Linked DNA regions of Mus musculus: all the other regions are linked to region 3. A link is a loop called in an ENCODE intact Hi-C map of the cell type or tissue named here. Cell type or tissue: heart. All regions are shown on one strand. Links, peaks and the distances in the headings refer to the core of each region. The heading gives the core; the rest is flanking DNA. Region 1 holds the start of Tmem18 (transmembrane protein 18). Region 2 holds the start of Sntg2 (syntrophin, gamma 2). Region 3 overlaps Myt1l (myelin transcription factor 1-like). Region 4 has its middle 20 kb from the start of Gm15691.

Region 1 (7,845 bases), core at 1,725-6,724, 680 kb before region 3:
GTGAATAAAGTGGCTGAACCAGGAAGCTCTCCCCATGTAAAGGAGGGGTCCCCATCCAACGTGTTTCGGTGATGCCATCAGTTCTTTTAAGAACCAGCTTTAAGAGGGCTCCAAACAGAGTAAACTATAAGAACCAGTTGTGGTGTGCTAAGCTATAAGGACCTTTTTCTAAACCATGAGTCGGCTGACATTTGGCATCTGGGCCATGTGCAGTTAGTTCCCAGCTGGAAACAAGCAAGTCAGAGGACAAACATGGCGCACAGCAGCAGTTCACCATTACTCTTCCTTCCTCCTCCTCCTCCTCTCCTTTCTTTCCTCTTGTAAGGTCTTCAGGTCGGTCATCACAGTCAAAGTCTTCCGTACCCACATAATCTAAAAACCATTTGGAGTCATGATTAAAACTGCAAAGGCTCTGAGTGAAGAAAGCCAGGACATAAGCGTCTGTGTCATACATACCACAATGAGCATGGCGTTGAAGAGCAGTGGCGCTGAGAACACAAGAGAAATGAACATCCCCCGGGAGTCAAAGTACTGGTACTTTGAGAACAATCTGTTGTAGGAAAAGCAAAACACAACACAATGATTGACGTTCGGTCCTGGAAGGTAACAGGAGAACAGTGGTTAATAGTCTGGGTTCACTGAAGGGTTCTCAAAACAACACAGAAGCAGCTTTGATGTTTGTCATAAATTAGAGTCAGAGCTGCATTCTTGCTACAGCTACTTAAGAAAGTGCTGTGCCTGGCGCTTCCTGCTCCCGTCCATCTCAGTGAAGTAACTGCCACTCTGTGTAGGAGACTCGAAGGCCACATGAGTCCAACTTGCCCAAAGGTAGAAAGCCGGGCAGTAGAAGGCAGGACTTGTCTAGGGGTAGACATTTCTGTCTTGGTAATGCGGAAATACGGTAGAGAGTTGTTTTCATTGACCCGGTAACAGTGATTGGGAACCTGCTACGTGAGCTATAGATTACAGCAAGGAAATGTAGAGACAGGTCCAGCCTTGAAGGAAGCCTATCTTCTGGAGAGAAGAAAGATCCCAGATAGTCTGACTTATTGAAACAAAGCTGAGAGCATGTGCATGTGTGTGGTGAGAGGTCAGGAGGACACTGACCAGAAGAAGGGACAACACACATCTGCTGTGGCAAGGGGCCCACAGGAGGGGCTACAGAAGAGGCTATGGGCACCAATACAGTTCTGTGCTTGCTCCTGAGTGACTAAGGACACACTGGAACATTGGGAGTCATCTGCTCTGAGACAGGAGAATCAGTTAGGACAAGTCAGGCGCGAGGGTTGCGGCTGGGGAAGCAGGGAGTAACTGTGGAGGCTCTGGCACTGTGTAGGTATAGGACAGTTGTTTTCAAGTGAAAAGGGGAGAGGGCAGGAGGAAGGCCAACTTCCTCTCAAATAATAGCACATGCTCAATATTCTCTCAAATTCCCCCTTATTAATATTCCCAGTGTTTTCTCGCAGGCTGTAATTATTGGTCAGCACCTTTAAGAGCTCACGAGGGACAGTCAACCACCAATGAGGAGCTTTTAACTATTCTAATAAATACAATTATTAGTTTTTGGTCAAAAACAAGAAAATATTTAACTAATTTATTTCTTAAGGCCTAACCCCATATGTATAGGCTGTTCAATATTTATGTGGCCACGATTCCTGGCGTCCTCAATTTCCCTGTGAGCTTCATCTTTTCTTTAGAAAGTGCCATGTGAAAGTGCCACTGTGGAGGAAGACTGAGGCAGAGGCGAGAGCATGAGAAGCCAACTTTACCTCCAGTTCACTGCAGCCACTTCGTTGATGTACTCGGCACTATAGACTAACACTACTAAGAAAACATAGAAAACTTATGTTAGAATTTTGTGACCAATTACAATCACTAGAGAACGAGATAATAGATCTTTACGTGTTCAACAGAATACCAAAACCAAATGTAATTCCTATTTTAACTATGATATGGTAAGGACTCTAAAATTGTCAAGTTATAAAATATGCCCACTTAATAGGAATCAGAAAAAGATCAACACATCTGTGACATGCCAAGGGTCTTACCCAAACTCCCATGAAGCCGTTCTATCCTGGCAGGACCACCACCAGGATCCAGGTGCAAATCTCGGTCTTATCACCTCAGCATTTGTGAAGAGGAAGTAAGCAACTGCAGTGGTTTTTTATTCTCTGAGATTGTAATGAGCCATAAAGCATACAGAGCACACAGCAGTGTCTGGGGTTCCCCAAGAACTCCTAGGGTTATCCCTCTCCAAACTGCAAGTGCATGCATTGTCCTTAATCTTAAGAAGTTGATCCATCTTTCAAGGTCCTTCCCCCGAGACTGCCGTGCACACTAGCTCTGCACCAAGTTCTCAACCTGGCCCTCTCACCTGCTCACCCCTATGCCTCTCCACTCTGCCTGCAGAACTCAGGCTCCTCCATATAGTCCCATGTACAGACCTCAGTTCTTATCAAAAGAATCATTACAACTGGCACCAGGACAATTAGAAAGCTTCTATGGTTAACTACTGAATCCCAAGTGTCCCCAAGGAAGCCATGCTAAGTTTAGGAGTCTATTTTGCTTACCAGTGTAACCCCAAAATTTCTCAGGTAAAATATTCCAAATGAAGAATGGACACCTTTCTGTTGTAAGCTCACATTTCCTGCCTCTCGGTTCCCTGGTTAACTGTCTAAAATCAGCTTTTCCACTCATCAAGAAAACTCTCCCCACCCTTCCAGTGTCCACAAAAATCAAGTATTTACCCTGTAACCACTCAGTTTGGGACACTTTGCTCCTGGGGATTGTGGTATCTGACCTATGAGCCAGCTTCCTTCCCATGTCCCACCCTGTATTTTGGGGGCTCTGAACACTTATTTTCACTGGGGCCAGACCTCACACCTAGGCCAGTCAGCTGTTACTCATCTTTTCTTCCTGACATTTTACTTTGTATCCTTCTGACCCAACTGAGGGGCCCAAAATAGTGAATGTCCCCATTTGGCCAAGTACCAGAACTTTTACTGTGTGCCTGTTTCTGTGCAATAAAGACTCTATCTTTCTCCATTTCACGTACCTAATTAATCCCTACATAGAATTCCTAAAGCCATTATCTTTAAAAATAACCAAAAGTAATATTATATGCATAGTCTGATTTCCAGAGCAGGCAGTATGGGACTAACCCCAGCAAGAAAACATCTACATGAGAGATAAATTGCACTGAACTCAAAGCAGGAATTATCTGTGTAAGAGTCAGCATAAGAGAATCAACATCTTAGTGTACAGATGTTTGGCATCCTTAGTGACCAACCTAGAACATGTCCAAAGATTACTTCATGATCTCCATATAGAAATGAAGGCTTGGGAAACGCTGTGAAAACACAACGCAAACAAACCCAGGGGCAGTATCGCAGCAATGAGAGTGAGCAGAGGGATTCAAGGTTCTCCTACTCACCCAGACACAGGAAGTGCCCGATCTGTAGCTTATACCTCTGTGAGGAGAAGCAAGTGAGAAGGAGGCACAGCAGGTGGAAGGCAAGGAGTCCTAGGAGCCACGGCTCTGTCCAGTCTGTCTCCTGTGAGGAGATAGCGTTAGAAACCTGGAGGGCAGCGAAACGAAACTGCTTTCCTGTGGGGAGTGGGAGCTACTGGTCCCTTCCATTGAGTTTGGGGGTCTTCCATTGGTGTTTGTATACAACCAGAACTCTCAGACAAGCAGGAGCAAGCGAGAGGAAACAGCGATGCCTCAATTGCAAACACAGTCACAGATTTTTATATAAAGATTTTAAAGTCTGAGCACACAGGATGGAAACTACTGTCCACTTGCCTCTTTGGACTGGGTGAAATCTAGAGGGTTATTATCAACTAAACTAACGAGCTAAGTAAAGTCATGTTAACTTGGAATGTGTGAAGCTGCGTACACCAAGCTCCTCTGTGCATGGAGGTCTGGAAATGAGAGCCATCCTAACCTGCAGAGCTGACTGTCCCTGACACTTCTGCACCATGCAGCCGGCTAGTGTGCTTTGGGGTCTTAAGTACAGTCCCCAAGGCTCCAATCTTTCTGATTCTGTCTCCAACTAATATTAAGTTCCTAGTCCCGACTTCTTAGAGCTTCCCATGCCATTTTCCAAGGGCACGGCTCCGCAAGGCAAGACCAGCTCCTCTATCTGGAGCCCTAAAGCTCTTGGGGACAGCTTGAAGTCCAGTTACTGGGTAACGCTCATCTCTTCTGTGCCACATCGGAAAGACAGCGCACTTGAGAGTCTCTCCAGACACTGGCAGGGAAGTCAATGTATGGCGCTAAGACGCCACCGGGGTGAACACTGGTGTTGGGGACTCAGAGGACGGCCGGTGCGCACCCGGGAGCTGCCCCATCCAGCGGAGCAGGGAGCGGCTTCAGGCAGCCCGCCCGCCCCTGCGCAGTTCTCGCAAGAACTAGCAAACCCCACCAAACGCCGGCGCCACTTAGAGCCTGCGAGTTACCATGATCACCGCAGGGATGCTGACTGGGAAGGATCGGACTGAGTATGCGGACGACATCGCGCCAGGGATCCCAACAGCCGGGACGAGTCCGCAGCTTCCGACAGCCGGGAAAGGCGCTTAGACTTCTCGCGAGATCTACGGGTACGAACCTGGCGCTTGGCTCTTCTCGCGAGAGTTCTGACTTTTTTTTTTTTTTTTTTTTTAAAAGAGCGTCCAACTTTCGTTATTGCAGTAGTGCATTTCTGTAAGAAGTGTCAACGTGCTCACCTAGTTCTGTTTCTTCCAGACTGCCCAGAAAGCGGAGGGTTCGTGGGTTCCACAGATGCAGCCGGCGGCTGGGGAGAGTTTGCCAGGGTCCGATGGCATCCTTGCTCCAGTAGCCCGCCAGGCAGCCGGCAGGAATCCCACTTCTACCCCAGTGGGATAAGGACACCAACCCACCCACAAAACTTTTCACCTCAAATTTGTCTTGCCTAAAAGAAATGCAGGCACAAAGATGAAGCAGAGACTGGAGGAATGGCCAACCAATAACCAGCCCAACTTGAGACCCATCCTATGGGCAAGCACCAATCCCTGACACTATTAATGATACCCTGCTATGCTTGGGGACAGGAGTCTAGCATAGCTGTCCTCTGAGAGGCTCCAGCCAGCAGCTGACTGAGACAGATGCAGAGACCCACAGCCAAACACTGGACTGAGGTCGGAGACTTTTATGGAAGAGTTGGGGGAAGGATTGAAGGTCTTTAAGGGGCTGGGAACCCCACATGAGGGCCAAAAGAGTAACTAACCTGGACCTCTGGGAACTCTCAGAAACTGAGCTGCCAACCAAAGAACACACATGGGATGGACCAAGGCCCCTGAAACATAAACAGCAAAGGCGCAGCTCAGTCTCCATGTGCACACACACACACACACACACACACACACACACACACACACACACACACACAACTGGGGCAGAGGCTCTCCTAAAGCTGTAGCCTGACTGTGGTATCCATAGCCCAACAGGCCTCAGTGGGAGAGGATGTGACTAATCTGGCAGAGACTTGATGCACCAGGGTTGGGGGAATACCCAGTGGGGGCTCACCCTCTCAGAGGAGATAGGGAAGGTGGGAAAGGGTCTCTGTGAGGGGTGACCTGAAGGGGGTAGCGTTTGGGATGTAAATAAAATGAAATAAAAAGTCCCAGGATGAATATAGTGTCAGGTCTCACCATGCTGGATAGATAGCAGCTGAATCCTATAATCCACACAGCCCTTACCCAGAGAAATGGGCTGCCAATGGTGTCTGTACCACAGGATTCCTGTCCCACGAAACCGAGATAGACATTCCATCAATAGGACATAGTGAAGCAGCCCTATCCAGTAGACTGGTGCATATGGTATCTGCCCCCAAGGCCAGCAATGAATATACAGTCAGTACTTGCAGATGTAGGATGGGCACAGTATTCTTCCCCTTGGCCATTCACATCCTAACTCATTGATCTAGAATAGACAAAGATAGTGGTGTTTCTATGGATCTATGGGATAAACATGGCCCTAGTAACCTTGTGTGGCTGGCGATGCTATCCCAATTCTGGGGTGGTAGATTGCTCAAGGGTGACATAACACTGGACAGTTTGGAGTATCCACGATCATGCAGACTGAGCCATCTTACTTTTACACATGTTATTGGAGAAGGGGCAGGCCATGGAATATGAACTGGTAATGCATTGTTTAATGGTTTTAAGTCAATCCACAGGAGGCTGTTAAACACAATTAGTTCATGTGTGAAGTTCTCCTAACTGCTCGTGTAAACAGTGAGGACCCAGGATTCTAAGTCTTTATGTCAGAACATAAACCTGTGCACACGTGCATGGCCTCTGTCATATGATCAGGGCTTGCTCTTTCCCTTGGTGGTGTGATCACTGATGCCATAGCCACCTCCACTAGTCTGAACAGTGACAGTCATAGTCTGTCTTCTTCACCGTTTAATGGGCTCTGATGTAGTAGTCCAATATCCTCCATCCATTTAGCATTGCCCAACCTAAGGCTTCCTCCTCTCTCCCAGAGGCACGCCCAGGCTGTCTTTGTTACCTCCTCTGTACTTTTCAGATTTGGGCTACTCTGCTTCTCAGGTATGTGCTCCACCCAAAGTATGCCTCTTCACCAAAGGTATGGAAATGGGGAAGAAAAAGAAGAGGAGGAGGAGGGGTGGGGGAGGAGGAGTGGGAGGAGAAGCTGGTGGTGGTGTCAAGGTCATTTGGATGTGCTCTAAAGTTGTGCTTTAAGGAACACAGGGCGTGTCCACGATACCCAGCCGAGGACCCTCCCTATTCAGTGGTTTTAGTGTCATTTGTTTAGAGTTGGTGTGTGGGTTAGCTATTCCTGATGATTTTTGGACCGACATCAGTGAGGATATGAAATGAAGAGTAACTGTAGTTGCTCTGTCATGGTGATGGGGTCCACCCTTCTGGCCAATTTGCAACCAAGGAAATTAAAAGCATCCATGATGGTGACATGGGACTGAATTCCTAGGCTGTGGAGTCAGCCATGAGTACCTATTATTAAGCGATCTGCATTGCTTTCCCTGGCTTGCCCCAGCTCAAACTCCTCCACAGGCAGCACATGAGGACTCTTACCTTCATTTCGAGGTACCTGAAGTCTACGATTTCCTCTACACCTGTACTGTGTCCCTGCCGCAGGCTTCTGTCTCACAGACAGTTCTTTATGCCACAGCTAGAGATCTCTCAACACAGACAAGACTTCTCAAGTGCTTCGTGTGAACACTTCACAGCTGTCCTTTGCCCTTGAGACCCCTTACCCCTTCCATTGTCAGGCCAGGCCCTCCTCTTCTGGCCAGGCCCTGTCTTCTTTTCTCAGCGCTCCTCCCTTTGTCCCCCAGCCCTTTGGCTCTGATGCCATGGTGTCCTCACAGTCATCCAGGCCTTTGGAGTCCCCTGGCTGCTCACTTTCACCTCTTCAGCCTTGTCCTCTGTGTGCTGGCGTCTCTGGGCTGCTCTAACAAGGTACCGGCAACTCTGGTGGAAGATTAGAGGGGAAGAAGGATCCCTCGCTCCTGGAGATCAGTGTTCCGGGCTGATGAGCGAGTCCAGCTCCCGAGTGTTCCGGGCTGATGAGCGAGTCCAGCTCCTGAAGGCCCTGGCACACTCTACCGACCTCCTCTCAATCCGGGTGCTGCAGAAACCCAACACACATTTGGTGGGCAGGGTCTTCCTTCTGAGTTTCTTCTTTTGGTTTGAGCCCAGCCTGACCTCCCACAGTTTCACCTAAACATGATCCCATCTGTAGGGACTTCAGTATGGCTACATTTTGTCCTGGTAGGTTCTGGCTACCACTTTCTCATATCTTCCTTGTGACACTGTTCAACCTACGATATGGCTTAA
Region 2 (7,845 bases), core at 1,448-6,447, 460 kb before region 3:
TTTTTCTACAAACAAAAATTGCTAAACATTTTTTTATCCAGTCATCTAAGGCTCGCTTTTTATACTGGGAAAGCATAAAAAGATGGTCATAACCCTCTTTGTCCATGAACCAAAGCCGCAGAATTGTAGGCAGGTGCTAAATAAGACTTGGGAATGTGGAAAGCTTTGCTCCTGTACTGCTGGGTCACAAGCCCAGGGCTGCTCAGGTTTTAGCTGTGCATGGTTTGTTTGTCCATTGTGGGCCATGAAAACCCCACATTAGACTGCCAGTCTTTCCTAATAGTGCAGCAGTAAAGATAAGCATCGCGGGGTGCTGTCCACTGGCACATACATGCCTGTGAGTGATGGGGCTGAGGTATAAGACCTGAAGAGGGAGGAAAATATGTTTGCTTTTTAGTTAAGTATTGGCAACCCTTGGGTGAGGGTGCAGACAGGCATAGACTTTTAGCCCAGACTAATTTTTATTTACATTTATACTAGTATGATATGAATCTATAAAACCCAATATCACTTTTATGACATTTCTTTTGTTACAAATTTGGTCAAATAAGAGACGTTCTTAACTGGGACTGGTGACTAAGCTGGAGCCCTTTGTGGGAGGCAGAGTGAAATTAGGGGTACAGATCCCAAGCTGCCCTCAGATGGGAACTGGAGCCTAAGCAGATGCCAAGAGAGGAAAAGACAGACATACAGGAATGGAGACCACTGAGGCTGAAGGACTTAGTATGTTCATATGCTCTCATTTTTCCCAGAAAGTGGGTCCTTAGGGTAGCCAGTCTAGGCTACTGTGTGGAAGTCCGGAGACACCAAAAGGACCCAAGGCTGTTGTCAGGACAAAGTACCACTACACTCAGAATCTAAGAAGCTTTGCCAGCAGAAGTGGCTACAGTGAAGGTATCACCAGAATCCACTGGTAATAGCTTCCTGGTCCCCCATGACCCAGGTGCCCGGTTAGCCTTCCAACCCTAAGGGATGCGCGCATCTGAGCTTGTTTCAGCTTTCTACTTTGCTGACCGAGGTGGGGGAAGTGATGGTCTCAGCAAGGAGGTGGCAACCAGCTCACAAACCAGTTCACCCCTCACTGACAGGAGGTGGAAGGGCAGAGCTGATGGGCGGGGTTACCGGGCATGAGGCGTGGCTTGATGGTAATGGGCGGGGCTTGGTGGGCGGTGAGCAGAGTAGTAGGGGCCGGGCTGCTGGGAGGTGGGCGGGGTTCCGTGCCTGCCCTGCTTGCTAGCGCAGTGGCTGCTGGCTCTGTCCGCCCCAGCCCGTCCACAGAGGGGCGCGGGCGCCGTGCTGGCGCTGGACTTAGGAGCTCCGGAGCCCGAAGCGCACGCCTAGCCGCGTGGGCGGCGATGAGCGCCGAGGGATCGCAGTCCCTGGCCGCCCCCCGCGGGCGTCCTAGTCACCTACTGGTGCCCGCGCGGGTGAGTGGGGTCCCCTGGAGGCCCTCTTCCTCAACCTCTGAGTCCCTTCAGTCTCCCTGCCTACCCTCCTCTCCCAGCGCCTCCTCCTTTCTTGAGTCCTTGTATCCCCCTTTCCGGGTGGCTCTTGTGGGCGGGGGTTGGCTCTGGGCCCTGGGCATAGTGGATAACACTAGCCCCTGGGCACCGCAATCTTGTCTTCCTTGCCTCACAGTTACAGCGTGCAGGTTTTTATTTTCTTATCTTTAACATCTGGGTCATGGGGCACAGGTGCTTTCCTTTACAGCGTGGTAACTAAGGCTTCCAGACCATGGGGTTTGGGCTCTGTCCAGTATTTCTTCCAAGGAGTGGTCTCTCTGGTCGTAGGCAGGGCTCTGGCAGCCACTCAGGCACTATGCAGGGCTTCTTGTTGTCCCCTTGATGAGGTGTGGTGCCAACTGCCTCTGTCTATCGCTTGGGCCACCAGCTCAGTATCGCCCAGAAACCAAGAGAATGCTGATGGGCCAACTTTGCAACATGTTTTTAAAAGTCTATTCTAGGTCCTACCCACCCACCCCCCTATTTTTAAAAGAAACGAAACTATTGATTGACAAAACCCTGAAATGTTGATTTAAACAAAAACGGAAAGTTCTTGGAAACCTTCAAGTTGCCACCCACACAGCTCAGCCAAGTGTTCTGGAGAGGGTGCAAGCCAGCAGCTGTTTATCATGGCCTTAGGAAGCTGTGTGCGTGTGTCCTGGGGTGCAGTCACGCCTCCTTTTTAACTTTGCTCAAGAGCCCAAGCCTTCAGCACTACAGGAGAATAAGGTCCTTTTAGGGTAACAAAGGTTTCTAAGACTGTAGGCTGGAGTGGCTGCTAACTGTCCAGTCACAAGGCTTCAGAAATAGCTAGTGCACAGTGGTATGTTTAATGTGTCAAGACCAGTGTATCTGCTTTGCAAACTGAACCATCCTACAGAGTCCCTCAACATCGTCCACATTTTGGGTGGAATGTGGTGGGATTTGGGTTTTTTGTTTGTTTTAATTATTTTTTAATACTTTGTAATGTGAGTAGTTACCCAAGTACAGCAGATGGGACTCATACCTTAGGAAATCCACTTAGATTACCTGGAAATAGAAGAAAGCAAGTGCCACTGGCTCTCTGGTGTATATCTCTCAGGACTTGAATAGAATGTCCTCCCACAGTGCATTTTGGGAATGTTCTTGCAACAAGTCTTGTTAGTAACGGTTACCATTAGAGGAAGACTTGAAGTGATTTGTTTTACTTTGAACCTCTCCGTGAGTTTTGGCAGACTTCAGTTTTAAGTGCATGCATGACACAGAAGTCTTCAAATAAGCTTGTTGAGCTCCACGTCAATCACTAAGTCGCAAGACAGTCCCAAGACCCGTTCAGCATCTTATGTGTCACGGGAACCTTGATGATGTGAGATGGCCCATCAGAACTGGACTTGAAGGGAACTGTTTGCAGTAATGTAGTGCTAAACTCCATTGTGTTGAGGTTCGGGGTTGTATTTAAAGTAAATCTGCCAAGATTGACACTTGCACATTCTCAGAATCCGAGGATTGTGTTACCTGCAGTTCATGCTGCAGTACTTGAACCTCTGATGAATGGTGTCTAACAAATCCCAGGAGCATAGACACCTTTGAAGAATTCTGCAGTTTCTTAACAATTACTGTGCATAACATTACTGAGCTTTGCAATGCCTAGCTATGCCATCGTTTCAGTTCACAGAATTTAGAGCATTTACTTAGAAAAATAATTATACTGGATCTAATGTAGTCTGACTTTTTTTCTCTCTGGCGTCAAAAGTATAATTATTCACTATAATGGCTGCTTGTTTGAATACTAGCAATTGGGCCAGATTTGGTGTCTCACACACATTTTCTGAGTTAGGCCATTTCCTAAAGTTCTGTTCTGAGAACCAACCATTCCATAGACTGAGAGTCTGCAGTTCTTAGCAGGACTTGTGTTTACTGTGTAATTTTTTTTTTATTTTTAAGTGGTCACCCTTCAATGCACAGCAGTGTGAACTGGTAAGCTGTAAATTCATAGGATGATCTACCCTGCCCATGGGAAGGTGCAGAGATTTCTAGTCGTTTTGAAGGCACGCTTCGTAAGGGAATCTCTTAGCCATTTTTTTTTTCCAGAGCCGCTGTTACTGCAGAGATAAGTTAAGCAGACACTGTAGGATCCCAATACTCCCCCTTGTTTCCTGCTCCTGTTACGTGCGTCCTTATTTCTTTCAGACACTTTTGATCTCACCAATAGAATTTCTTTTGGTGCCTGTGACATCATAGGCCAATCCCATGTATTTTAAAACAAGGAGTTACTTGATTTTTACCAGGAGACAACATGCCTCATGGTGAACATGTAAACAGGATCTAATTTAGAAACCTGAATTTACTTGTTAAAAATATCAGAAATTAAATTTGTCCCTTTTTTCTGAAATATATGTAACAACTTCTCATATCTACTTATCTGTATAGTTTTTGGTTGTAATCTAGACATATATTCCAGGATGGCTCGTACAACACACTTTTGAGAAGCCAGAGAAGGTGGCATTGAGGCACAGGATGAGGGGGGCACTGTTGAATCCAGACCCCTTGTTATTAAATGATTTCCTTCCTTCCTTCTCCCTTGTGCTGTGCTGTGCTAGTACCCAGGGCTTGCACTGTACTTACAGTATAAAGAGAAACTCACTGGTTAGCATTGGAGAAAATTAGCAACCCTCGCTGGGGAAGCCCACTTACCCCCTTCTCACCTGTAAACTCTCCAGAGCAATTCTTATTGGTCACTTGCATTCTGACACCAGTCACCCTTAGCAATCAACTGTCATTTAGAAATGACAATGTACATATGACATATTTCAGTGTAGTACGTTATGATGCTACGATATATGCATACATTATGTACACATCTAGGTAGTATGGTTCTCAGAAACTGGCTATTCAGTTAGACTGAGCGATTTCGTTGTATAAGATGAAAAAAAAAGAAGGTTTCTAAAGGCCTTCTAAGGAAAAGACATTAACAATTTCATGGAAAAGGCACTTGGGTTTTGTACTGGTGAGTGTTTCCCTTGTGGTCCAATAACCGCTGCTGCCCTGAGCTCACATAGGTTTGGAAAAGTTGCATTGCTTTCTGCCAACAGGAGGTGGCGCTGAATCCTCGGCCTTCCTGGAGTCCCATTCAGCCTGTGGAAGCCGGCTTATCCCTTCTATTTCTGCACTAAGCTCCCCTTGCGGACTTGATCCCCACTCAAGGCCATTCCTGGCTTCCTCTGGGAGCACTGGCTGTTCTTCTCTACCCCCAAGGACACACAGGGCATCTTCGAAATCCTACCCTGCCCAGAGACAACTAAAACTCTATACCATCCTGCACGCTTCAACACATGCTATTAAAATGTGCTGTGAGGGCTGTGTGATTCTTTTTCAGTTTGAATTTCCTTGTTAAACATTTCTTTTCAGATGTGGTATTATTATTCATCCGTTACATTTTTATTAGGCAAATAATTAAGATTTAAGGAAAACGACTATGCCTTTTTAGCTTATTTAAGGCTGTAATTGCAAAGTTATAAAAATGTCAGGTTATATTTTTAACACATAAGGTATGCTAATTTCAGAGATGACTTACTCCAAAATTGCTAAATTTTCATTCTGCTTACCCCGTTTTATCGCCATTTTCCCTACCTGCCTAACACCTTATCTGCCTTAATATTTACAGTAATGTTTTTGTATTGTGAAAGAACGATGCTACTCTAAACTGTCAGCATTTTGACTTACCCAGCTTGGATAGGCACCAGAATCCATTTGACATTTGGACGGATTCCACTTGGTTACAGCTCTGACTTGTATTACGATAAATACAATCACATGAGATATTAAAACCACTGTGTGTGTGTCACTGTGGTCATTGACTTTCATTTTTTGGATTTATTTCTCTCATCACTGTTCCTTGGACCCCAGCTCCAGGAAGAAAAGTACGCCTCACTCCAGACAGTAGTAAATTCATTTAAGCCCAGACTGGTGAAGAATAAACGTATCTATTTTTATTTTAATTGAAGTAACTAGGTGGAAAATCACACAACACTGTTGAATCTCATTCCTAGAACTGATTCAAACAGTTAGAGGTCTAAGTGGCAGTACTGTGTTATAGGTAAAATACAACCATAGGATTCCACCCAGTTTCTTAATAAACAGTCCATATTTGTGAAGGGTGGTATGATTGTCAGTGATCCTAAAAAGTTATCTAATTTATTTTCCATGAGAAACAAGTACTTTGCATCTAGGGCATGCCCACACTGCTAGGTGACTCAGCTTTTAGGACTGGAACAGAGTAATCCCCCTCCCCTTGCCCTTTCCAAGATGAGGTAAAAGAGAGGAAGTGGGCCACCCCCCAACTTGTGTCTCCGATTGACTGACTGATTTTTCCTGTGGTAAGCGGTGTCGTGCTGCACTCCACTTGCTGAGCTTGTCATGTGCCTCACTGAGGACAGGGCTGCCCCCATCGCCTCAGTCCCAGACCTCTGTGCCTTTGTCTGCAGGCAGATGCTCAGCTTTAGGGTGTGTTGGTCACTGCTCCTCTCCTCTTCCTGACCCAATATGATGACTGCCTCAATTGGGTTTTCACACTTGGGTACATAGTGTAGCCACTGGAAGTTATTTTGCATAACCTCTTGTTTGTTACTGGTCCCGGGGCTTCCCAAACTATGCCACTATTTCATTCTGGCCCCCACAAACTGTCTATAGCCATTCTAGTTGGACTGGCTCTGTTTAAGGGTTCACAGAATATGTCTTCAAGGCTTGGCGTCTACTAAACCCTGAATTGCATTTCCTCTCTGATGTCCACATGTCTGAGCATCGTAGAGTCGACCACAGACCTTACTGACTATTTAGACTGTGCCCTCTGAACTTTTGGCCTTGATTTTCCAGTTTCCTGGACAGCTGTGCTAGCCTGGCATTGCCCTAGCTCCCCTATCCCTGGCTCATTCTAGTTGCTGGTGCAGCCAGGACCTCCCACCAGCATCCACTGCTATCTGTATGCTCTGCTCGGAGGCTTCCCTGTGACATCTTCAGGAGCAGTGTGCCTGTGCCTGGCCTTTAGGAAGCGACAACCCCAGCTCTGATAACAATAGTATCTCTAAAGGAGTGGCAATTATGCCCTTTTTCTTAGGAGGAGGAGGCAAGTCTGAGGTGTTACTTATATTCCCCGGTAGTTGATTCTGCAGTGTTTATTCATAGCAGTTACTACTATGAAGGAGAGGAGAAAGCCCCAATTCTTGTTCTTGAGCTGATCACTTATTTTATACTTGTTATTAGCTTATTGATGTTTCACTGAAATTATGCCATTTTATTTTTTACAGTAGCTAAATTTTAATTTTACACATCAGTATAACCACTAATGGTTAAATGTAATTTATTCTGTTCCCAGGGCTAAAGATTGTCTTAGTGATTTCTTCAGGTAATTATACTTCTCCAAGTGGCTCTATCAGTTTGACTTTTTGCACTGTAATTACCTAGAGTGTTCATTATGTCCCTAGTGTTGTGAAATTACTTCTCCTACCTTAAACCTGGGATGCTCCGACTCCGCGGGGGCCAGAAACAACCTGTTTATAACCACATGCTGGTGTTGACATTGTCGGATTTAGTGACATTCTCTTATTTATTTCTAGATATTGGGAGAAAGGCCACCTTATTAACAGTTGAAAGCATACCCTGTGTTTGATACTACTGTGCCCATTTCCACCAAGAATTATCTTTTGGCTGGTGCTAAACATCTCAAAAGGACATTCTGCCTGCTTGCAACATTATTTGTTTCATAATAGAACTTCAACTCCAGCTTTTTTTTTTAAAGCTATTGTGTTTGCAACAAGATAGATAGTATCCTTTCCTGGTGTAATCAGAAACACTAGCTATAGTATCTCCTGTTTACTATAGGAATACAGTATTTCCTGTATACTGTAGTATAGAATTGTACTTCCTATGCCCTGGGAGAGGGATTGAGAGTGTGCATAGTGGGTAGATGCATCAGTCTCTGGAAAGTGAGAATTTGTGATGCTGAAGAATATACTATTCAGAAAACACTGTCTGGTTGTGAATGTGACCAAATGCATACATGGTTAACTTACAGGACTTGACTGAGCTACCTGTGGTCCATCCATGTACTGTAAACTAAAGACAGAGTGCAGATACAGGCTTGGCTCTGGCCCTGTCTGATTATACAGCTTTATTTATCTATGTTGTTGCTTTAGGACACTGGAGTTCCCCTGTAGTGCAAGACAACTTTAAACATCTGATTCTCTCGGGATTGGGTTACCTCACTCAGGATGATATCCTCCAGATACATCCATTTGCCTAAGAATTTCATAAATTCGTTGTTTTTAATAGCTGAGTAGTACTCCATTGTGTAATTGTACCACGTTTT
Region 3 (7,845 bases), core at 1,403-6,402:
AAGGAGGCTGCTATTCTTGTCTTTTGTCCTCTGTGCTCTAAAGCTGCTCCTAGATTATAGACTTAGCAGTAAGAGCCCAAAGAGAGAGGAAGAAAGAGAGTGCCTTGGTTGTTGGTGAACATGCTGACCCAGTGCTGGAGATCCTGGGACATGGGACATAGGATGTGGGTGGGGCCTAATGAACTCTGCTTCTGTGATCTCAAAACACTGGGCTAAGTCACTGATACAGAACTGGCATACAGTGACATCTGACCTCTCTAACCAGCAGGAATGACCCAGGATGTTGTTACCATTGCTGGTCTCTGACCAGTAGGAGTGCTGGGGACTCCAGGGTGTAGTTACCGTTGCTGGCTCGCTGCTTGATAGTCAACATCTGTTCTCCAGACAGCTTTGCTTTCTTCATTGCTGATGTGGCTCTTGGACATCCTGACAAGCTGTTGATAAGAGATGACTGTTAGCCATGAGCTTTAAGAGAGCCCAAGCCCTGCAGTGACAGGCGAGGTATCTCAGAGTGTTTATCAGTTCAATTAGTAGGTTAAGAAATGCAGATCCGGAGCCGGGCGTGGTGGCGCACATCTTTAATCCCAGCACTCGGGAGGCAGAGGCAGGTGGATTTCTGAGTTCGAGGCCAGCCTGGTCTACAAAGTAAGTTCCAGGACAGCCAGGGCTATACAGAGAAACCCTGTCTCCAAAAAAAAAAAAAAAAAAAAAAAAAAGAAAAAAAAGAAATGCAGATCCGTGGTGCTGTGTGCCAGCACATACATACAAGGGCAACATGGTCTATATGTATATAAAATAAGCATGCTCATGGGCTGGCCATGGGGGTGTACTTAGTGTGGCCTCTGGGATGGGGTCTCCAGAACAAGAATATGAGACAAGGGAACACATGCTTTTCATGGTGTAACTCACAGAGCTATTGGCAGCCTTTATGGAGCGATTATATTCCTTAAAAGCTTACTTCTTGTGAATAGCATCAAACTTAGACAACAACTAGGTTCAATCTGATGGAAACAAAGTAAAGTAGGAATGTTCTACCCAGCTTTAGTGAGCATGACCCCCTTCACTGTTTGGGATGGAGGCAGGTATAAAGTCAGCTACAATAACGTCACCAATATTTCTGAAAGCAGACCTGTTACTCAGCCAGGTTTTCAGATGGCCCCTGATGAAATGTAATGTGCTTTTGCATCATCACCTGATAGCTTTGGAATTGTCTAGAAATTACACTTCTGGTTGTGTCTTTGAGGTTATTCCTCAAGAGTTTTTATAGAGGAGGGAAGAGCTATTCCAAATGTGGGTCATACAATTCTATACACCAGGACTCTAGACTAATTAAAAAGGGGTTTAAAAGGAGGAAGCAAGCTGAATGCTAGCATTCCCCTTTCTCTGCACCCCCAATTTACCCAGGTGTGACCCAAGTTTTCACCTCCACAGCCTTGACCCCTTCCCCGGAGTAAAACCTTCTCATGTGGGCATGGGTACATTGACACATGCCTATGCTATACCCTTGGGAGGTAGATGCAGAAGAATTACGAATTCAAGAAAAGTCTCAGTTACAAAAAGGGTTCAAGGCCATCTGTGGCTATATGAGACCGCTTGGGAAACAAAACAAAGCACACTTCTCTCCCCCTGGAAATAAACCCAGACTAAGTCCATTGCCCAGAGTTCCCCCTCTTGGGAGGCTGCCTGCAGCTACCAGGAGACATGAAGGCAGGAGACTGCTTTTGGCATGTTTTGCTCCTGAAAACCCACCTCCACACAGCCTTCCCTGCTGCTGGGGCTTCACATGGAACAGACAGTCCTATTCCCATGGCCCCTTCGTATGCTTTGCTAAATGCAACAGAGGTGATCTGTACAAGCAAGTGTACCATGTTGTACTTGTGCAAACATGAGATAGTGAGGCCATTGTCATGGGATGCCACAACTGCTTTACCGTCAGATTTTCTTTGTACAATTAGAAGGATCTCACTCTGAAATAACAGAAGTCTCCTACAGCCAGGCTCTGTAGTAGCTTCTTGCTCAAATTCACATTATCAGCATCATTTCTGTATATAATCATGCTGAGCTCAGACATGAGCCGAATTGCTGGGGTAGGGTGTTGTTTACAGCTTTGCTCACAATATACATGTAATATTTGGTGTGCCAATGTAATATGCATAATATCCCAGGGACAAGAGTCCTCTGCCATAGTATGGTCTGTAGGATCTCTGTTAGCTGTCAGCTAGGATCCAGCAAGGGGCATGTGTTGTATAGATCTGGACTAGTTTACTCGTGAATGGAGAGCTGAGGTCAGGTTAGGACTGGGTATCACATGTAATGACTGCAGGAGCTTCTGCACATTGCTCAGTTGCCTGTGCTAGTCAGGTAACTGAAATGGGAGCTTCTGGACTGCTGTTTTCCGAAGAGGGTATACCTGGACTCACCTCCATTCCCAGGGCAAGTTGGGCATGACTGTGGGCATGGGGAGCTGGTTGAGCCTCCTGCATACATTCCCAGATCTGGGCTTCCCAGAACAGCACTTTGCTCCAGCCTCAGGCCTGGCCCAGCCCCACAGAGAATGCATCCCCCAAAATATGGCCACTATTCCTTTCCCAGGAAAGCCTCTGGCCACTCTTGCGGCAGATTTTCAGAGGTGGGGAAGTTGGGCAGAGAGCTTCAGAATGTGGAGGACTGGGTTCCAGAGGCCTGCCGCCCTTCCTCACATTGTACCCGGGCTGTTGCCACAGGAAGGATCCTAAGCTACATGTTGTTTTTCACAGTCACCATCCCTGGGGCCCATGTGTCCGTCCCTTAATGGAGCTGCAGGGCTTTACTTGGGCTGAATCCAACAAACCATACACATCCTGTGCAATGCTTCTGGGACCCCAGATCACTTCTTCAGCTCAAGACCCATGGTTCCTAAATGTCCACACTGTCAGCTTAAGGTCTGCACACTGGTGTCTCCGCTCTGCATTTCTTCATTTACCCATGATACTCTCAGGTCTTATATTTCTGCTCCAGCACTGTGTATTGAGCACCCAACTTTTCTCACCTCATTATCTATTAAATAGAAGCATGTGCTTCAGGAAGCCTCCAGCCAGCACAGTCTCCACCCAGCTCAGGTTGCTGCTCTCAACCCAAGAATACCTGCAGCTCAGGGATCACATCCCCAGACATCACACCTATGCATCTCAGGCTCTTTCTAGACCAAGAGCACACCACACCAGGGATCTCAAGAGTGCTTTTGCAGACTTTGGTAAAATTGCATGTAGTCAATGATGGGGAAAAATGACACCAGATGACATTTCTCCCTCAAGATTGTGCTTTCATAATGTCTGATCTGGATTCCACTCATGAGAATGTCTCCAGTTTTACCTGTTTTCTCTCCGATGAGGATTATAGAACCCCTTTCTAGTGAGTTCCCGGGTCTGACCTACACTGCTTCACCACAACAGATATTAAGTGCTGCCCAGCGGCTCTGTCTATCAGCAGCTGGTTCAAGGACCCCTGAAGTAGAGCTCCAGCCTTCTTAACTCTTTGTAGTTCTTAGGAGAAAGCCAGATGCATTCTGGGCTACACGGCCTCAGTCTAGGTCTCAGGTATTCACTGCCCAGAATTCCAAAACTCTTCCTTTGTACAGTTGTAAGGGGAAACAAAAGGCAAATAAAAACTGCCGTCTCACATTGAACTGAGCAGAAGTCCTAGAAATAACAATTTTATGTTGCTTCTCTGTCTTCAGTGAATAAATCCACCTGACGGGAAGGGTAAATAACAGCGTTACTTAAGGAGGTGAAGCCTGGGTGGGAGTTTGGGAAACTGTATCAGGAAATAGACCCAAAGAATGCTGCATCCTGCTCAAATAGCTCATTCAGTTCCTGTCATTCCAAACCTATGAGTGCAACTCCTTATGGGTCAAACTTGGAATTGAGCCCTGATCTTAGCTCAGACCTCTGGGTAGTGACTGATTCCTTGCAGACATGCTGCCATCTGCTGGTTACTCGCTCAGTCTCCTCTTTGCCTAGCAGTGGGCCAGACTGACCTTGAGATACTGAGGGATCCATACCCATCAGCTTCAGGGAAGGAACACATAGGCAGCCTCCATGCCACAGAAGGTAAGTTCCAAGCAAAGGAGCTCACACAGTCTGCTGTGGAAGCTCTTTCTAGTAAAGACAGGTGGCTTCTGGGCTTTGATTTGTAGTTTCAGTATTGAGAAATTCTGGGGAACCCATACTCAATGCCCATTTCCCCATTCCTCCTTGCCCGCGGTCCCACACATCTGGCACCAGACATCATTTAAGGACACAGCAAGGATTTCAGTGGCTGCACAAGGGGGAAAGAAGGTCCCCAGTCTTTATCAGGCCATTAGTTTCCTGGAGAACCTTCAGCTGCACATGGAGAGCTAAACTTCCAAGGGTGTGTATGATGAAAGTGGGCAGGACATGATCATGAGGAGCAAACACGAGATCTGGAAGAAAGCCCAGGGAAACATGCAAGACGAGGGTTTGCTCAGCAAAACCAGGTTTTCCTAGATTCAGACTTCTAGAGGCTTCCAGAGATGGGGCCAGCATCCATTGTCTGTGTGAGACATCTCTCTTCCACGAGCCTTTACCATTTTGCATGTTATATAACATTGCTGTGTGATCATCCACCCAGATGCAGGTTCTTGCTCCCTAAGTGGCTTAGCCTTTTCAGTCTATGGAAACCCTGCCAGCCTCCTCAGTCTCATAAACAAATACTCCTTCCAAAACTTGGGGACACTAAAGAGACTGGTGTTCATCTAAGAGGTCACTGGTGGAGTTACTGAGCAACAGTGATCATAGAAACACCATCAGAGTGTCTAGAACCTTGCTAGGAGTTGGGCATAGTCACACATGAAGCAGGCCTCAAGATCAGCCTGGGCTACAGAGATGCCCAGTCTTAAGAAAAAAGTCTGGTATGGTTGTCGAATTTCACATCCCCATCTATTCACCTGACAGTAGCAGACCATGGAGCGGTTCTGAGTGAAACAGCACTCTCCGGACAAAAGGAGGCCCTATAGAGAGCAGCAGTAGTGGCTGACAGCCCGTCCAAGATGCTGTGCTCCAGCACGTGCTGAGCACCAGCTTGAGTCCTCTGTCCTCTGTAGCTGTCCACATGCTCCCTGAGTGAGAGATGATTTTGGCAGGGTTCCTAGAAGATCTGGACTCCAGACGTGGCTGACCACTGTCTCCCTCACTTGGGATCTAACACCTTTGTTCAAACAGAGATAGAAACTCTGGCAGCTATTGGTCTTATAGTATTTAATTGCTGAGTAAGGGCAGGTATAGAGGAGGTGGAACTGGGTAGTCTTGAGTTTGGGTATGGCCAGTATTAGAGTGATAGGCAGAGGCTGATGGCTGGAGACATGAGTTATCCGCTGAGGGCACTGGAGTTGAGGACAGTGCTCTGATGCTTGTAAAGCTGCCACTATCAAGGAGAGCACCTGGAAGGGCTATGGAAGAGGCCTAGAGAGCAGTGGTTGCAGGTACAGGGGAGCAGGCTTGGGGGACAACAGGGCTGGGGTCGTTCAGTGGGTACAGGAGAGAATTCCCGAGGCTTCAGAAACAGACACTCCACTGTTTCTAATTTCCCAGGCCTTCCTCTCCTCCCCTCCCCTCCCCTCCCCTCCGCCCTCCCCTCTTCCTGGATTTCAGCTTGGAAAGGTTGCAATTTCTAATGGTTTATTGTTTAATCTAACACTATGTGTCATTGTGAGGATATCTAGAGTGACCAATATCTACCTCTGTTGATTTCAGCAGAGGTGAGGGACAAGTTTGCTGGCAGACTTTGAGAAAAGACAGGTTCCCAGGGAGAGAACTTAGCCTGAGGCTGCAGGGTCAGTAGCCTGGATGACTGTACCAAGCTTCCCATCACAGGTGCAGGAACCCTTTCTTGCCTGGGTCCCATCCGTATCTCCTAGGGGAGGATTTCTCGGAGAAAGCATGAGGGAGCTTTAGTCACTTCCTGGTTTCTCAACAAGGTCTTCCCTTGACATGCTCAGGATCTCCACCCTGTGAACTTTTTTTGCTTGCTTTCTTTGGTAATATTCTTTCTTTCATTTTCTCAGATTTCTGGTTTTTTTATAGTCCCTTCCCCAGGAACTCTTTAGTGGTTTTTACTAACGCTCTGGAACCATTCATTCTTCTGAAATATAGTTATGCCATTTTGTTATCTCTTTACAATTTATGCCTTCAATTTGGCATCTTAACTTTACACGTAATCCTTCCTTTGTACTTAGGTCTTAAAGATAAATCTACTCTCTGTCCCCTTGGGTTATAAATATAATAGACTTTAATACCCTTTCCATCTTTCCTGCCTGATGACAAATGATAAGCTTAACAAGATTTCTCTTGCTTCCATGGTATTTCTGGGTGTTGTGTGGTTGGTTTATTTGTTTTCTATTCCCCTCTCCTTTCTGGGTTGGTTTGCTTCAGCTTCTGTCAAGAACTGGAGCACTCTCCTTAACTGGCTGTGGTGCTTGGCTCTGGTTACCTCTAATAGGTGCCAGTGACCATCAGCATTTTTTGCCTGGCTGCTGGCTCTAGTGGGGAGCCAGGCTCCTTTTCCTGAGAACTGGACTTGGCAGACTGCAGATTCATAGGAGTGGTCAGCTGGAATCTGAGGCCAAGAAGGAGGTAGGGCCTCTCCACTGTAACTCTTGGACCTGCTTTCTGTAGAAATTGCCTGTCTGCAGCCTACAGAGCACTTGTTCCCAAAGTTCTCTGCTCTCGTTTTGCAAGGGTGCAGGAAGCACGTGGCCCAGCCTTCAAGAGCCCACCTGCCCTGGTAGAGTTTCAGCTGGCCTTTACCTCAACACCCTCCGAGGCATGTGGGTGTGGGAGAATGTCAGCATGTGTTCTTGTTTTCCTTCTTCTTCCATTTCTTATTTCCACATCCCCAGCTCAGCTGCTCAACAGGAGGCTGAGCCTGAACTTGTCTCATCTTTACATGTGCCAGTGTCTGTGGGTGGGACGTGTTCTCTTTCTTCACTGTGTTTTGCAGGTTCACTATGAGAATCAGCCATGTTAGGGTTATCATGAGATCCAGTGAGAACAAGTGTGTATCAGTCTTTGGAGTGTCACCAGGATTCTCAATAGAGGTGATACATAAAACTTTCTGCTGGGCAATGTGTACCTGTAACTTCCTACACTGTCCAAGTGCTTGTGTATCTCCAATCTTGACTGACAGAGCTGGTCCCTTTTAAGGGGGAGTGACTCATCAACTTAGTCGGGTACTACCTGAACACCTTGGCCTAAGTGTGGCCCTGCATGGGTTCAGGGGGTTCAGTGATCTCAGAGTCTCTTTATACAAGGCAGGCTGGTTGCTGACCATAGAGGGACGTTCAAAGTGTCAGAGGACACAGCAACAAGACTCAAAGGCCCTGAGAACAGCTCCAAGTGTTTGTACTTAAAGAACAAGAGCTTGTCTCTGGCCAGGTCTTCATCTGGGTCCTCCCAGGCTGCCCCTAACCATGACTCTCACAGGCAGCAAGAGCAGCCCCCTTTGCTTCTCTTTTTCCCTGTTCAGGCTCAGGTAGGCTTAGTATTTAGATTGCTAGATCTCCAAATAGAGGGACCTGAGATTCCAAGGGGTGAGAACTGTTTTCAACAATAGGGTCTCTAAGGATGAGATCAAGTTAGTGTGACCCTTAATACAACTTTTCCCATATCAGACAACAATTCAAGAAGAGAAGGACTTATGTGGACAAAGCTTGGGGGTCGGGGTGACAGAGCCCTTAGGACTAGAAAGGGCTGATTTCAAAGTTTCTGGTATTTCCACTCTAGTCATGGAAGGAAACTTCCCAGTGCACACTGGTACATTGGGTGGCCTTTGGAAATCAGTGCAGTCCCA
Region 4 (7,845 bases), core at 1,247-6,246, 130 kb before region 3:
GAGATCATTAGGACAATCCTCAAGCTTCCCAAGGCTTTTCTGCAGTTGATTCATCCAACAAACAAGAACACTTTTACTGGGAAAAAGAAAAAGAAAAAGAAAAAGAAAAAGAAAAAGAAAAAGAAAAAGAAAAAGAAAAGAGAGAGAGAGAGAGAGAGAGAGAGAGAGAAAGAGAAAGAGAAAGAGAAAGAGAAAGAGAAAGAGAAAAAGAGAAAAAGAGAAAAAGAAAAAGAAAAAGAAAAAGAAAAAGAAAAAGAAAAAGAAAAAGAAAAAGAGTAAACCTAAAGTTAAAACCAGCCCCTGTGTCCTCAGAAAAACCAGCTTTGGCCCTGAGTGTGGCCAGCTGTCCACAGGGTCTGTGGTGAGTCTGTCTTCTCTCTTCCTCCTGCTTGTCTGTGGAAAATGGGGACTGCAGATGGAAGCTTCAGCAAAGAGTGTGTCTCCCTGGAAGAGTCAAATTTCAGCAAGTCAAGGGCATGGCCCCCGAGAGCAGCCTTGCTGCCTCCCTCCAGGCTGGTCTAGTTCTCCTCACAGAGGAATGGAGGCTTTGGAAACAGACTCTTAGGAGCTGCTCCTCCAGCTTCCTTGAGACACCAGCCCCCTGTTGTCACCATGCTGAGGTCCCTCCCTCCCTCAGGTCCAACACCCTTGTACCCCAAAAGGGAGATGTGAGTGTCTCAGTCTGTGTGTCAACTTGAAGTGAGCATGTTAGAGCGTTCTCAACACAAACACCCCTTCATACTGGCCTCTCTGGGCCTTAGTATAAAGGAGCAAATTCCAGCACAGCGTTGGTGGTCCCTTATAAAAGCTACCACCTGTGGCTGGGCAGAAAGCCTGGTATTGTAGCATCAGGGCACTCAGTTCAAAAGAGTCTCTACCCTGTAGGGACAGCCAGATGTCTTCCTCTGTCCCTTATGGTACAGCATCAGCTTGAAAAGTGACCTTTGCTCTCAGCTAGCCACCTGCTGTGTTCACTGCATGCCCAAGCGACTGGCATACAGCAGGCTTCCACTTAGGGTCTATGAACAACAAACCAGGTCTTCTTTGCGAAGTGTATTAGCTCAGACCCAAGACCAATATTGGCCAACCAGAAGGAAAGGGCGCCCCGGGTGTCTAACATGGACATTACATACTTCTGCTACTCAGTAGAGCACTAACATGCATCATGACCAACAGCAGACAGGAAGACCTTCCCAAAATACTCTTCTCAAATGTTTTCTCTGTCTTTATATTTTTCTCTTGTATGGGTGTTTTGCCTGCTTGTATGTGCATGTCTGGTCAGAAGAGGATTGGAGTGACCCATGGTTGTGCATCCTCATGTAGGTCCTGAGAATAGAACCTGGGACCTATGGGAAAGCAGCCAGGACTCTTAACCACTGAGCCATCTGTCTAGCTCCCTGAATGGATGCAACTGGAAATAATCATATTCATAAGTCTCAAAAAGACAAGTAGTGTATCTTTTCTCTCATTTGTGGGTTTCAGGATTTATAAATTCATAAAGTCCCATATGTACAGATGACATGAAAATAGAAGAAAAACAGTATAGGGGATCCGAGAGAATTAATGGAGGCGGCTGAGAAAGAGGATGTAGCAGGGTATCAGGAATAGCTCAAAATACATATTAAGCTGCGTGATGATAGCCTTGGGTAACTCAGTATAATACACATTTAAGGAACTGTTAGCAACTATGTAGGGTGTGCTCAGCATCTAACACACTCTCACCATTGCAGGGTCTCCCAAGTGCTCAGATTCGTTTGCAGCCTCACAAGGACTCAGTCAGCCTCCCAGCCTAGCACACTGGCTCATCAAAGCCAGCTCCACTCTTAGGGCCCTAAAGGCTCCAGGGGCCATTATGCTGGGTTGAGTGCAAGTTGTTGTACGAGTTGGATTTGTCATGAAAAAGATTCCCCTGGCACACAGGAAGGGCAGTCCCTACCCTCTCTGCTTTGCAGTAACTGATCTGGGGCAGCTATGCTCTTCAAGGGTCCTTGACAACACCAAACAAGCAAGTTTGTTTCTAAGAGACTCCTTTTCTTTCATCTGTAACCTCCGGAGAGGGCTAGAATTCTCTGCTTCACCTCAATGCTGTGGTTGACACTCACTACCTGGCTTGCTTGTTTCTTATTTATCTGCAAAGGGGAAAGACAACTGTCTGGGTCCTTGTAGCACATTTCCAACTCCAAACTTGAACCACATCCATCTCCTACTGTGTGCTGGGCTGAACTCTGACCAAAGCCACCTCCTACTGTGTGCTGAGCATGTCTTTGTTTGATGTCTTCTGGTATTTCCTCAAAGACCCAGTATTATTCCTTAGAGGGGTTCTGAGCCAGCTGTGGGGTTAGGAACATCAGGCACATAGCAGCCAAAGACATAGCTGTGTTTAACCTGGCCCCTCCAGATGCCAAATTTATATGCTTGGCTGCTTCTCCAACTCCATTTCCTTCCCTTTGTCCCACATTTCACCCTCCCCACCCCAGCCCCCCCCCCCAAAGATTTATTGTATGAGTGTTCTAGCTGCATGTATACCTGCATGCCAGAAGAGGGCAGCAGATCCCGTTATAGATGGTCGTGAGCCACCTTGTGGTTGCTGGGAATTGAATTCTGGAAGACCAGCCACTCTCCAGCCTCTCCTATCTCTTTCTCAAACAAGTTCTCCCAAGTCCCTCTGAATGAGTTCTAGTTAGTGGGCTAATACGGCCCCACCACTTCACAAGGAAGCACTCCCCAGCTTAGCCTCCTCCAAATCCTATAAATCAAGAGCTTCGTTTCCTTAAACAAAATGTCTTGTAGCTACATTGAGACATACTGAGGGACCAGGAACCCAACAAACCAGGCTCTTCTGTTAACTGGCTGCTGCTGCAGTTTGGTGGGTCCTGATTTTTGTAAATAGTCATGTATTCTTTTCCTCCTGTTTACAGGGCTAAGCAGACCAGGATGCCTTCTGCCCTGGTGGACTTAGTTCTGGTGGACTTTCCTTCTTCTTTTAGGAGAGCACTGGCCTGTACATCAAAAAATTCACAAAGAGGAGCGCTGTCATGATTCCTCCACTCTCCAGACACAGGAAGCACCACATTACAGCACAGTTTTCAGTTTGGTTTTCCTTCCCAGGCCTCGCTGCTGAAACACAGCTGTTAAAGATCAGGGTTAACTCCAGGATCCTCTTCATCGGTGGCCAGCCCTCCAGTCCCTCCTGCCTTGGCAGAGCAGGCCTTTACAGCACAAATGAGTGCCACCCTCTTACCAGGTAGGACTCTGAGCATATGCTGCCACCTTGTGGAACACCAAAGGCAGAGCAGGCTCCACTCTGTCAGGGAAGCAGGGTTACCTACTCTGAAATCTGTGTCCCTTGCTGTATGGGATAAAAAAGACTGAAGGTGTCAGCTCCCTCACCCACGAATACAGCCAAAGTTTTCTCCAGCTGTGAGTCAGCCTGTTGTTGGATCCCCTGGCCTGTATCCTGTCCCCCTCTATCCTGATGGAGATGATGCATCTGGGGCTCTTCTGCCAAGGGCTTTCTCACTGTTGGAGCAGCAGGGGCTGAAGTTAAGAGAAAAGGTGAGGATTTCTATGCATCCTGTTCCCATGATGGAAACAGCACCATGGATGATCCCAGATGCTCTCCCTCCCACCGACACCCATCTTAGGACATCTGCAAGGTCTTTAGCTTTACCCACATCTCTTCTTTCAGAGACCAGGTAGCACACAGGCAATCCTGAGCAAGGCAGACTTTGATCACCTGTGCCTCTGGTTCTGCTCTGCTGTTCCTCCGCCCTGTGCCTGTGCAGAAAAACCACACACACACACACACACACACACACACACACACACACACACACACTAAAGCAATATCGTCTCTCTGTCTCTTTGGAAAGGTCTTCTTTTCCTATGCTCCCTGCCTCCCTCATCCCAGGTGTCTGTAGATGTAACATCTGGTGCAGATGATGGAAAGCAGATGGATGCTCAGAGAGTGTGCTCCCCCATGCTTCTAGGTCTCTTCCCAGAGAAAGCCTTTTTTAGGCCTATTTCACACACAGCAAGGAATACTTCAATAACCTCTTGGGGAAGTCTACTATCTTCTCTTCATCTCTGTCTCTGATCTGATCTTTCCTTGCCAACCTCCAAAGATATACACCCTGGATACGGCATCCTGGGGACTGATCATCCTAGCACCTGGGAGAGACCCAGGCAGCAGAGACATTGAGGAAACTGAGGGCCACAACATTTGCTTTCACAAACAACAGCCCAGGCTGAAGAATCGTTCTACAGATAGATTTCCATGTTAGCCAGCCTCTAGCTTAGCCAGAGTTACTGTCACTGTGATGAAACACCATGACCAAAGTAACTTGAGGAGGAAAGGGTTTATTCAGCTTATATTTCCCCATCAAAGTTTATCATCAAAGGACATCAAAACAGGAACCCAAACAGGGCAGGAATCTGGAGCCTGGAGTGATGCAGAGGCCATGAAAGAGTGAGTGATACTTACTGGCTTGCTCCTTGTGGGTTTTTCCAGTCTGATTTCGTATAGAACTCAGAACCACCAGTTCGGGATGGTACCACCTACAATGGGCTGTGCCCTCCTCACCAATCACTAATTAGGGAAATGCCCTAACAGGCTTGCCTGCAACCTGATCTTATAAAGGCATTTTCTTAATTGAGGCTCCCCTCCCCCTCAGATGACTTTGGCTTATGTCGAGTAGACTTAAAAATATCCATCACAGACTTTTGATCTATAAGGTCCCTCTCTGGCCCTGAGCTGGGGCTTGGACCCTCCCCCATGGATAGGCTAGCCCCCACATTCCATGTAATCTTGGGGATTTGGGTAAACATTGGAAAAGTGTTTCTCTTCTGGAACTCTGGCCCTTGCTTTACAGAGCTTCCAGCAGCTCTTGACTTCAGCAGACCTCTGGTGGTCTGGGCATGGCCACTCCCACTAGTAGGAGCCTGAATGTCAACAGAAAGAGTGCCAGGCTGGTACAGCTGTGCAATAACAGCAAGTCTAGTGGAGAAAACCATGAGGCTGCCAGCCTGAGTGTCCTTGGTGGGTGAGCTCCGCACAGCCCAGAGCTGTGTCTAAGAAGCTATTAGCATTCAGTTATGGCCATGGGAGCTTTCCTCATAAATCGAGGTTCACCAGCACACCACCAGGAACCACATTCCAAACCTTCAAGTAAACAACACACCTCACATTTGAGTCAATATGAACATGGCTTTTCGAGTTTCTTCTGCTAACCGCGGAATGGATTAGCACAGTCCTCCCAGGACCAGGCTTTCCACTGAGGTGTTTGTGGAGAGGCCAAGTAGCTGAGTAGCTATCAGGAGGACAGTCCATCTGCAGAGCAGCAGGACAGACAGCTCATCATGCCATTTCTCCTCCCCATCTCCCAGGGTCTCCACCATGCCAAGCTCCATAGGAAAGCTATGCTTCAGGGACAGGCAGAGGGGTCCCTGGACATCAAAACATGTAGAGAATGACCATAAAGGAAAACCCCATGATGAGAAACACTCTCCTCTAGGCAAACCATTACCGTCTTCAAGGTTTGGTGCAGAACGCAGCCCAGAGCTGTTCACTTCAGTTGAACCTAAACTTTAAAGTGTCTCTTTTGACATTTCAAGGAGGTATCAGTTTTAGGAAGACACCATCCCAGGCCTTGTCCCTGCAGAGACATGGAACAAGGCCAACCCTCCCTGGCCCCAGATCCTGCCTACTGGGCAAATAAAGCTCCAGGTTACTACAGGAAGCCAAGAATACAGACTCCCCTGGAAAGTAAAGGCAGGCCACTGGCATGTGTGAGCGCCTTTTCTGCCTCCCTGCCTTAGTTGGGCCAGGCATTTCACTAAGCGCCTCACTTAACTCCACCAGGATATTCTGAAAGGATGCTAGGTCCTCCCAAATTAGCTGGGAGCCTCATTAATACCCAGCCTCCATGCTTACCACCCCATTGTTCAGGGGTACCCACTTCATCTGTGGGACAGCTGTGACCACAGTGTCTCAGCCTTCTTTGGCACCTCTCCCTGGAAAGTACCACAGCAGAGACTTTGGCCCTCTAGTCCCACATGGCTCACAGGGGCTTGGAGAGAAAAACAAAAGTCTTTTGTTGGAAATAGGCTTTGAGAGAGCAGGGGCCTCCCTGGCTCTTTGCTCTGGCTGCCCTGCCAGGCCACCCTAAGCTGCCTAGCTACACATTTCCCACGCTTCGTGGCCTTTGTGGACACTGTACTGAGAAGGCGGGTGTTGAGGTTATCCCAAATCAATGAGTCATTCTCTAAAGATGCATTTTCTGTCCAAAGAGGACTCCCCCGTGTACCCCCATGCACTGTATACAAGCACAGAGAGACACATACTCATGTGCATGTACACATACACACACACACACACACACACACACACAAATGCACACACACTGGACTAATAAAGACTGCATTTCTCTGCCCTCAGGTCAAGGCTAGGTCACTGTGCACAGGGAGTTTCTCACAGGAATGTCCATTTCTACACAGCAGGAGGATCAAGTCTAACTCTAGGTCCAAGCAAGATCTCATTTCCCAAGAGACAATCTGGTTTCTTCCCAAGCCACAGAGGCTCCAGCTGGTTATAGGATGAATCAGGGACCATGTTCTCCCTGGCATCCATGAGTCCCTGGGACATGCATTCTGTCATCAACCTGGCTGATAGTCACTGAAGTCCCTGAACTGTTCCTTTGTGGCCAGAGACACTTGGGTATACCCACATGGAAATCTAGATCACCTTGTTCATACCCAAAGATACAGGTAGGGAAACTGAGGAAAGCAAAGTCTATTATCCTTGTCTAATTCTTCCTGTGAACAGCAGAGAAAGACTGCAGACCCCAGCTGGAGCTGGCTGTCAGCATGTGAGGCCAGCTGGTACAAATGATGCTAAGCCAGGGAGACAATAGGCCAACAGGGAGGCTAAGGCAGGGAAGCATGACTGGGTCATGGTGGGTAGTGGGGTAAGGAGGGTAGCTGGGACCAGAGGCTGGGCTGGTGAGCAGCTGGGCAAAGTTGCCTGAGCTCTGCTCTAGGTAAAGCACTCTTCTCTTGCTCCAGGTACAGACAAGCAAACTCAGTCTGTGGCTGGCATCCTCTACTCCAGCCTTGTACATCTTTAAGGTCTGTAGTGTGCCCTGAATGCATAAGTTGGGATCTCAGACCCAGCACCCAAGAGTGTAACTGTCCTTGGAAGTAGGAGTTTATAGTGGTGATTATGTTGAAAGGAAGTCACTCTGGTATCCAGGCAACTGGGGTCCTTACAGAGAGGTCAGGACACAGAAAAATACAGAGGGACCATCACGTGAAAACACTGGAAAAGATGCCCTTCACAGGCCAGTGAGGGAGTCTCAGGAGACAGGAAGCTGCCAGCATCTTCATCTCTAACTTTGGCCTTCAATGGTGAGAAAACATCTGTGTTGTTTGAGCTGCCTGTCTGTGTTGCTTGGTTATGACAGCTTGCTTTGAGTTGGATGGAATTTGTGTGGGTCTCTCAAGTCTTCCTGTGTTGAAACTAATCCCTCTGTGAGATGTGAAGAGAAAAAAAAGAAAACCCAACTATGGGATTTAATAATTGGGCCCGTGGGAAGTGTTTGTGGTTTGATAAGGTCACTAGGGTGGAGCTGTGATTAAATTGTAATGGCTTTATAGGAAGAGGACAGGAGTCTAGAACACACACACACACACACACACACACACACACACACACACACACACTGTGCACTGTCACCAGAATATAATGCACTGTAGCGTCTCATAATTGCCAGCAAGACACCATCACCAGATGCAACCCCTCATTCTTGAGTCTCCAGGACCACGGGACAAAATAAGGGTTTTTTGGTT

The links. Peaks named below come from ENCODE experiments on the same cell type or tissue, not always from the same donor. Only the 100,000 strongest peaks of a DNase experiment are listed, where the experiment ranks them.
Region 1: a loop joins it to region 3, with 4 times the contacts of the local background. A loop is called at or near these places in 10 of 42 quality-filtered maps.
Region 2: a loop joins it to region 3, with 4 times the contacts of the local background. A loop is called at or near these places in 11 of 42 quality-filtered maps.
Region 4: it touches region 3 in a loop (5-fold over the local background); 14 of 42 quality-filtered maps call a loop at or near these places.

Annotation. Positions count from the first base shown.
Region 1 is chr12:30,581,179-30,589,023 of GRCm38, reverse strand. Tmem18 (transmembrane protein 18) reads right to left here and starts at 4,581. Exons shown (of 5, transcript NM_172049.2): 1 at 4,462-4,581; 2 at 3,434-3,554; 3 at 1,770-1,824; 4 at 457-550; 5 at 1-372. The coding sequence starts at 4,518. The coding sequence ends at 277. In heart, for the core only: no CTCF peak of the experiment used is centred there; a DNase peak (open chromatin) is centred at 4,403; H3K4me3 peaks cover 2,118 bases; H3K27ac peaks cover 1,339 bases.
Region 2 is chr12:30,366,740-30,374,584 of GRCm38, reverse strand. Sntg2 (syntrophin, gamma 2) reads left to right here and starts at 1,210. Exons shown (of 17, transcript NM_172951.3): 1 at 1,210-1,427. The coding sequence starts at 1,356. In heart, for the core only: a CTCF peak has its summit at 4,567 (motif pointing right); DNase peaks (open chromatin) are centred at 2,124 and 4,584; H3K4me3 peaks cover 534 bases; H3K27ac peaks cover 465 bases; H3K27me3 peaks cover 803 bases.
Region 3 is chr12:29,903,356-29,911,200 of GRCm38, reverse strand. Myt1l (myelin transcription factor 1-like) reads right to left here. Exons shown (of 25, transcript NM_001093775.1): 22 at 343-434. Among named protein-coding and RNA genes, the nearest start is that of Gm46346, 8.0 kb to the left of the region's middle. In heart, for the core only: no CTCF peak of the experiment used is centred there; a DNase peak (open chromatin) is centred at 3,970.
Region 4 is chr12:30,035,119-30,042,963 of GRCm38, reverse strand. No RefSeq gene overlaps it. Among named protein-coding and RNA genes, the nearest start is that of Gm15691, 20 kb to the left of the region's middle. In heart, for the core only: CTCF peaks have their summits at 2,341, 2,574 (motif pointing right) and 3,281 (motif pointing left); DNase peaks (open chromatin) are centred at 3,213 and 6,233.